Linked DNA regions of Homo sapiens: region 1 is linked to region 2. Evidence: read pairs that join two places in POLR2A ChIA-PET (ENCODE). Cell type or tissue: Panc1. All regions are shown on one strand. Each heading gives the region's core, and the rest is flanking DNA. Links, peaks and the distances in the headings are about the cores only.

What was found. Peaks named below come from ENCODE experiments on the same cell type or tissue, not always from the same donor. Only the 100,000 strongest peaks of a DNase experiment are listed, where the experiment ranks them.
Region 1: POLR2A ChIA-PET joins it to region 2 with 5 read pairs; 24 of 35 experiments call an interaction of 5 or more read pairs at or near these places.

Annotation. Positions count from the first base shown.
Region 1 is chr15:92,782,553-92,787,072 of GRCh38, reverse strand. All of the region lies in intron 2 of LOC101926994 (a long non-coding RNA gene), which reads left to right. Among named protein-coding and RNA genes, the nearest start is that of CHASERR, 98 kb to the left of the region's middle. In Panc1, for the core only: no CTCF peak of the experiment used is centred there; no DNase peak of the experiment used is centred there.
Region 2 is chr15:92,881,870-92,886,118 of GRCh38, reverse strand. It overlaps CHASERR (CHD2 adjacent suppressive regulatory RNA), which reads right to left and starts at 3,276. Exons shown (of 6, transcript NR_037601.1): 1 at 2,933-3,276; 2 at 2,341-2,534; 3 at 535-604. RefSeq lists silencers at 2,550-2,799, 3,420-3,549 and enhancers at 2,793-3,434, 3,860-3,949. In Panc1, for the core only: no CTCF peak of the experiment used is centred there; DNase peaks (open chromatin) are centred at 2,263 and 3,668; H3K4me3 peaks cover 3,428 bases; H3K27ac peaks cover 3,388 bases.

The DNA of each region.
Region 1 (4,520 bases), core at 234-4,233, 99 kb after region 2:
GGATGAGAAGTAGACCCTTCCAGGCACCTTGAATTAGGGGTTTAACGCATTCGTTTTGCGACTTTTTAATTTTTTAATGGAAACTTTTTAAGGCTGCAAACTTTTCTCTAAGGGATATTTTTGTGATAAGCCAGTCATCTCCGAATGTAGTTATTTTGTCGTGGTTCCGTTCTAAATATTTTGAAATTTCTATTATGATTTCTTCTTTGATCCATGCGTTATCTGGAAATGTATTTGAAATTTCCAGTCATATGGGTTTTTTTCTTGCTATTTTCGTGTAATTGTTAACTGCATTGTGGTCAGACTATGAAGTCTGCATAATGTCAATCGTTTGACATCTTCTTTGAGCAGACCTTACAGGTCTAGCATGGGGTTACTTTTTGTAAAGGTTCTCTGTGTTCTTGAAAACAGTGTGCATTTTCCACTTGTAGGCTATTGTGTTCCACAGGTGTCTAATGGGCAAGTTTGCTAATGGTACCATCTTTATTATCTTTATTCTTATGAGCCTTACTATATTTTTTTTTTTTTGAGGTAGGGTTTTATTCAGGCTGGAGTGCAGCGGCAGGATTATGGATCACTGCAGCCTTGACCTCCCCGGCTCAAGTGATCCTTCCACCTCAGGCTCCCAAGTAGCTGGGACTACAGGGGCACACCACTACACCTAGCTAATTTTTTTATTTTTTGTAAAGACAGGGTTTCATCATGTTGCTCAGGCTGGTTTTGAACTCCTGGGCTCAAGTGATCCTCCTTCCTTGGCCTCCCAAAGTGCTGGGATTACGGGGGTGATTCACTGTGCTCAGCCTGAGTCTTATTATATTCTCGCTCTTTCTTTGTCAGATCTATCGATCTATTACTGGGAGAGGAGTGTTAGAATCTCCCATTATGATGGTGGATTTATCAAGTTCTCCTTGCAGCTATGTTAATTTTTGCTTTATGTGCGTTAAAAGTTAGACTCACTTCTTTCTGATGAGTAGAACCTTTTATTATGTTGTTTCCTTGTCATTGCTAGTAATTCTCTTTGTTTTGCAGCCTGTTTTGTTTGATAATGTAGCAATATAAACTTTCTTTTAGTTAGTATTAGCCTGCTATAATATTCTCAATCTTGACACCCTTGACTTTTCTGTGTGTCTGTGTCTTCCTTCCCTCCCCTCCCATCCTTTCTTTTTTTTGTTTTTTTGAGATGGTGTCTCACTCTGTCACCCAGGCTGGAGTGCTGCGGTGCAATCTCAGCTCTCTGCAACCTCCGCCTCTTGGGTTCAAGCGATTTTCCTGCCTTAGCCTACCAAGTAGCCGGGATCACAGGCACGTGCCACCACGCCCAGCTAATTTTTGTATTTTTAGTAGGGATGGGGTTTCACCACGTTGGCCAGGCTGATAATTGAACTCCTGGCCTCAAGTGATCTGCCTGCCTTGGCCTCTCAAAATGCTGGGATTACAGGCGTGAGTCACAGTGCCCGGCTTTTCTTTCTCTCTCTCTCGCTCTTTCTCTCTTTTTATTTCTCTCTCTCTCTCTGTGTGTGTGTGTGGCCTCTCTTTAAAATAGCAGCTATATCTAACTTAAAAAAAGTCTAGTCTGAAAAATCTTTGCCTTTTAATTTGAAAGTTTTTCCCTTTAAGTTTACTGCAATTGTTGATTTATTTGGATTTATTTTCTACCACCTTATTATAGTCTATTGTATTTCTTCTGCTTTTTCTGTTTGCTCTTCTCTTCCACCACCACCTACCTCTTGGCTGATTAATGGTTTTGTTTTTCCTCTTCTTCTAGTTTTTTCTTCTTAGAATAACTATTCTATGTCTCTATAAGAATATCTATTCTTTTGGTGGTTACCTTAGTTATTCTGAGGTACATACTAAATAAAATTTAAGATTAATGAATTTCTAAGTTCTTTCAGATAGACCTTAGAATGTTTTAGATCAGCATCTTCAAATTGGAGTATTTATGTGTATGCATTCTGCAAGGTGTATGTGGATTTGTTTTAAGGAAATACATTTCCAAATCTCCTTTTTTTTTTTTTTGAGACAGTCTTGCTGTCACCTAGGGTGTAGTGTGGTGGCGTGATCTTGGCTCACTACAACCTCCACCTCCCAGATTCAAGTGATTCTCTTGCCTCAGCCTCCTGAGTAGCTGGGATTACAGGTGTCCACCACCACACCTGGCTAATTTTTTTTGTATTTTTAGTGGAGACGGGGTTTTGCCACGTTGGCCAGGCTGGTCTCGAACTCCTGGCTTTATGTGAATTGCCTGCCTCAGCCTCCCAAAGTGCTGGGATTACAGGCATAAGCCACAGCGCCTGGCCCAAATCTCCTATATTTATATGCACTCTTTTCTAAAATTGATCTGCCTTGGGAACTCTCCTGCGATAAAGTTGCAGTTTCCTTTCCCACTTCTTTCATAATCTCCCTTTTCCTAACTCTTGTCTATCCTGAATCTAACGATAGTACATTGGCCTAGGTGTACAAACCTTTAAGCTACCAATAAAGCTTTAATTAAAAAATATTGGCAGCTTGCTGGGTGCGGTGGCTCGCGCCTGTAATCCCAGCACTTTGGGACGCCGAGGCGGGCGGATCATGAGATCAAGAGATCGAGACGATCCTGGCCAACATGGTGAAACCCTGTCTCTACTAAAAATACAAAAATTAGTCGGGCGTCGTGGTGCAAGCCTGTAGTCCCAGCTACTCAGGAGGCTGAGGCAGGAGAATCACTTGAACCCAGGAGGTAGAGGCTGCAGTGAGCTGAGATCGCACCACTGCACTCCAGCCCGGGAGACAGAGCGAGACTCTGTCTCAAAAATATATATATATTTGCAGCCGAGTATAGTGGCTTACCCCTGTAATCCCAGCCTTCGGGAGGCAGAGGCAGGAGGATTGCTTGAGCCAGGAGTTGAGACCAATCTGGGAAACATAGTGAGACCCCGTCTCTACCAAAAAAAAAATAAACAAAAATTAGCTGGGTGCAGTGGTGTGTGCCTGTAGTCCCAGATACTTGGGAGGCTAAGGCAGTAGGATTAAGTGAGCCAGGGAGGTTGAGGCTGCAGTGAGCCATGATTGCACCCCTGTACTTCAGCCTGGGCAACAGAGCGAGACCCCCTTGCCCCCAAAATATGTATAATACACACATATAACATATATATGTATATATGTAACACACACATATAACATATATATGTATATATGTAACACACATATAACATATGTATATATGTAACACACACATATAACATATGTATATATGTAATACACACATGTAACATATATATGTCTGTATATATAGTTAAACAAAAATATTATATAAAATATATACACGCTAGATTTTCTCTTAAAAAAATTTTACATTTTTTTACACTGTTTTTTCTTTCGTTCTTTGTGGTTTGTGTGTGTGTGTGTGTGTGTGTATGCAGCAAAGCGAAACAGTGATATTGGGATTGCAGCAAATGAAAGTGAATCATTTATTGCAGGGCACCAAGCAAGGAGAATCAGGCAGCTCATGCTTAAGATCCAAACTTCCTGATGGCTTGTAAGCAAAGGTTTTTAAAAGCAGGGGAAAATTTCAGGAAAGGAGAAGTTACAGGCAAAATTGTAAATGAATACATGGAGATTATACATTGGTTTGGCCTTAGAAGATGGAATATCTCGAAGCAGGGTTAGAGGGTGGTGCTTAGAGGTCCTAGGTAGATTCAAAGATTTTCTGATTTGTAGTTGGTTGAGGAGGAGAAGCTTTCTTTAAAAAGCTGGGGTCAGCAGCAGAAGATGTGAGCACTGCCTTGTGGGTGTGACTTCCTCCAGGCCTCTCAGGAAGAACTTCAGGACAAAGAATGGTAGTCAAAGTGCAGTCCTCAGTTTGCCCCTTAGCTGAGGTCTACGTGCCAGCGGATCCATTTGGTGGGAGTTCTGAAAAACTCAGGGACATATGTTAAGTTGTTACGTAGGGAACCAACACCTTGTGACTCTAACTTCCTTGGCTATTGTTTGAAGCTACTGTTAACTTTCTTTTCTTTTCTTTTTTTTCTTTTTTTTTTTGAGACGGAGGAGTCTCGCTCTGTCGCCCAGGCTGGAGTGCAGTGGCGTGATCTCGGCTCACTGCAAGCTTTGCCTCCTGGGTTCACGCCATTCTCCTGCCTCAGCCTCCCAAGTAGCTGGGACTACAGGAGCCCGCCACCAGGCCCGGCTAATTTTTTGTATTTTTAGTAGAGATGGGGTTTCACCGTGTTAGCCAGGATGGTCTCAATCTCCTGACCTCGTGATCCGCCCGCCTCGACCTCCCAAAGTGCTGGGATTACAGGCGTGAGCCACCGCGCCCGGACATTTTTTTTTTTTTTTTTGAGAGGGAGTTTCACACTTCATGCCCAGGCTAGAGTGCAATGGTGCAATCTCGGCTCACCGCACTGTCCGCCTCCCGAGTTCAAGTGATTCTCCTTCCTCAGCCTCCTGAGTAGCTGGGATTACAGGTATGCGCCACCACACCTGGCTAATTTTTTGTATTTTTAGTAGAGACAGGGTTTCACCATTTTTGTCAGGCTGGT
Region 2 (4,249 bases), core at 250-4,249:
AGCAAGTAAAAATAAGTGTTTTTAAACTTTTTAATTACAAAAAAGAAACTAAAATCTATGCTCAAAACCTGATTTTTTAAATGTTCTTCCCTAAAATCTATCAGTATGAATAGCAAACTAGTTCAAATTCTCCAATAAGCTTATTTCTTTAAATACTTAAAAGATTAAAATTGTTTGCACAATATACAGAGTTAAACAGAAAAAAAAAGCTATCTTTGGTTCATGGTTTTCCTCAAAATCTAATCAGTCTTCTCTTGTTCCCAAAATTAAACAAAGGCTTAAAGGACCTTCAGTATTTTAAACTATTCAAAGGGTACATTAAGTTACAATGGCTATGCGTATATACTTTTAATCTTTCCTGCAGTGAAAAGGCTTAAAGGCTTTTGTCAAATTATTTGATAGTTTACTCATATTCATAATCACAACTTTTAAAAATGATACCCATTCATTAATTGAAATGTAAATTATTAAAGATAAAACAAAAGCCTAATAAGCTAATTTTTGTCAAAACAATAAAAATTAACCCACTCTTACCTCAAATAAAAGAACTCATTATTTGTTCAGAACCAACAGCAACCAAATTAATTTTAATCTCTTAAGTCACCTTTAAAAAAAAGAAGAAAGATGATATTAATGTTTTGATTTTCAAGCATTTCTTGGCCAACGATTCAGTGTGATGAAACAAGAAAATATTCCACAGACAAAAATCTATGGGCAAACTGAAGAGATGGCTCATGGACACATAACCTGTATACATTTATGGTTGCAGTTATTTCTTATCTTAGTATCTATCAGTCTTTGTTTTCCTCATCTTTTGGCTGTATTGACCAATGCTAAAGATTAACGCATTGAATTAAACAGAAATACAGAAAATTCAAATTTTTGGACTGATTTAAGATTATGAACCTTTTTTTTTTTACTTTCCCTCTTTTTATGACAGGCAATAAACAAAGAAAAAGTTTACCATTCTTCAAGACAAATCATCTTAACATCTCCCTTACCATCCGGAAGTATGTTTTACAATCATGAGCAATTAAAAATTAGCTCCTCCAAGAGAAATTAGTGAAGTTAAAATGGCCACTGGTTACTTTAAATTTTAAACCACAAGTTACTTGATCTCACCAAGTGGGATACTAGCTTTGTCTCTAAAGCTACTCTAAAACTTACAGTATCTAGACCTTTACACTCAATTTCAAATCAGGGTCTTCAACATTTTCATTTCAGTCTTTCTCCTCCCCCATTTATCATGTAAAAAGATCTTTCAGGTTAAACTGCTAACAATTATTTTGCATTTCACAATTCAAAGAGGATTCTAAAGAACTAGATTCAGAATATTCATTTAAAACCACTTTCAGTGTTCAAAAATTTCAGAAACATTGATTTGAAAAACCAAAATTGGTACTTAAGACAGATTCTGTAAAATCAAGATATGCGCAACTGATGTAACATGTACCACTATAGGAAGGCTACTCAAAAAATAAAACAATTTTACTGGAAAAATGCCCTTAGAAATATGGTCGAATAAACCAGTATCTGATTTCAGATGTACTATGTAAGTCTGCCCAACACTATTTTTACGTAGTTCTGCACCTTTACAACACAAGAGCTCCGCAGAATGAAGACAAATATATTCTAAAATACACAAAGGTTTGTGCGCTTCTGGTTTGTTCTTCAAACCACTACACTTAAAAATTACCCTTCCAACATTTTTCTAAGATTAGAGACTATACAGAGAACTCTACTAAATTTTATGAAACCTGTACTTTTAAAATACTGTTCCGTTTTAAGCATATCTAGATTTTTATACATGCAACAAATGCAACAAATATGGCTCCTCTTCATCGCCCATTACCGAGAGCAGTCCTACTTTATTCATATTTACATTACGAGAAAGTAACTTCAGGAAGAGATTTGGTGTCAGAATGTTCTTTTGTGAAAGTTTTTCGATCATGGCTTGTGATAATATAAATTCTTAAAAATAATTAAATTATGAACTTTTAAAGACTAGGAATTGACCCAAGTACGTTCTAACATTCAGGTGTGAGAAGTTGCAGATAACGGCTCCTTGAGACCTTTTTAAAAAGTACCAAACAGTGTATTTAATCATATTTAAATATCAGGAGATCAAATGATCTTGGCGTCATTACTCGGTAAAATAAACTACATTAACCAAACGTCATCAGCTAGCTAGCACCGTAATTATCAAATCTATTTCCATTAAACAGCCTTGACGACACAGTAAACTTGTCTTCGTAATTCTGAAATACCAGAAGCACTCCTCCAACTTGCATTTTTCAAAGACAACCTTAACGTCATAAAGGTTTAATAAGCAGCAAGTACCTTCGCATGTATCACTGCAGCCGTTTCAAAATCGGCTTTGAAAGAGTTAAAAGCCAACACCCAATAGGAGGGAAAAAAACAAGTTTTATTTTTGTTGAAACGTAGTCAGGGTTCCATTGTTCTTTTAAATTCGATCATGAAGATGAGTTCCCACCTCACCGGAAAGAGGTTAAAAAGCTCCTCCGTTGGAGAACCTGAAAGGGATTTTTTTACCCTAAATATCAAAATAACTCACCAGGACAGAAAGGGGCTCTCCACGCCCGATCCCCTTCGGGCTCTCGCCGGCATTCACCCGCCGCCCCTTTCCCGGCGGATCCAGTCCCGGCGACGAGGCTGCCCCCCGCCCACCTGCCGCCCGCGGGCTCTGCAGCGGGGCCCCGCGTGCCCCCTACCCCAGGACCCTACGACTCGGGCCCAGGGCACCGAGGCGCATCCCGCCGGCGAGAGCCGGCCCCCGACCACGGAGGGGCAGTGCGAGAAGAGCCGAGCGGCGAGGCCCGGCCCGCCGCCCCCTCCTGCTCGCGCGCTCAAGGACATTTTGCTTTTCCTCCCAAGGACAAAGGACAATAAAAGGAGCTAGGGAGCCACTCACCGGGTCCGAGCGCGGCCACCGGCACCTCCTGGTCGCCCAAACCCGAGTCCCGGGCCGGACCGCCCGCCCGAGCCTCCCGCCCGCGCCGGGTCCAGCCGCCGGGGCCCGGGGGAGCCTCCGAGGCGGCAACCGCAGCGGCGCTTTCGGCGTCGTGGGCCCGGCCGCCCTGGGCGCCTCTGCCGCGGGCTGTGACGCCGACGCGCGCGGCCCGCCTCGCCTCAGCCGCGGCAGCCCCACTCCCGCGGGCCTGCTGGCCGTCCGGGCGTAGCTCCCCGCCGGCCGGCGGGCCTCGCGGCCGCGGCGGAACGCCTGACAGCTCGGGGTGCTGCTGCCTCTCCGGCCATCTTGTGCCGTGTGTGTGGTGTCTCTCTCCCGTCTCCTCTCTAGGCTTTACTCCCTCCTCCTCCTCCCCCCGCCCCACACACCACACAACATGGCCTCTTCGCTGCGGCGGCAGCGGCTGCGGCGGCGGCAGGAGCTCCGCCGCGCTCCAGCCCGCTCCCCTCCCCCACCATCCCCGCCTCCCGCCCGCAGGCCCGGGGGCCAACGCGCACGCGCGCCGCCGCCCGCCCGCCGCGGCCATTGGCTCCACGAGCTTCCTGCATCCCCTATCCGGGAGCGGCCTCACGCACGTTAGCTGGCGTCTTCCTCCCTCCCAACAACAACTTCTTCCATTCTATTGGTTAATTTCAACACCACCCCTTCCGCCTCCTTCGTGCGGATAGGCTGGCCTTAGTGCCATTCACTGTCCGTAGGCGTTTCTGGTTTTCTTGAGAAGCCCCGGGCCACGATTGGCTGGTGATGGAACCTTTGGGGTTGGAGCTGAGCTGTTGCTTTTTTCCCCGCAGTGCGGACCCCTCCAGGCTAGCTGGAGGGTTCCTGGTATGGTCTAGGCCAGGCTAGAATGGTTAGTGCAGGGTCGCACAAATAGTGGATTCGCGTCTAGAAAAAGCTCTGGCTTCGGTGTTTCTAGGTTCAGATTTTGTCTTTAAAAAAAGGGAAAGAAAAAAATGACTGACAGGATGATGAGCAAACAAGATACAGGCCCACAGCCCTTGGGCAAGCAGCCATATCCTCAAAATATTTGTTCTAAGCACCCAGGCCTTCCATGAAGGTCACACAGTCAGGACCAATGGTTTTACCATCAGCACATTCCCTAGCCCCAGTATCCGAGTTGAGATGCGATTTATTTGTGGATTTGTAGACTGCCTGTTGCGCATTTACCTGAGAGCCTAAAAGAATGTCTAGTGTCTTGTGAGCTGTCGTCATGGAAATCAAAAAAAACAATTAAAAAGAATGTCCAGTGTCCTGAGGCCT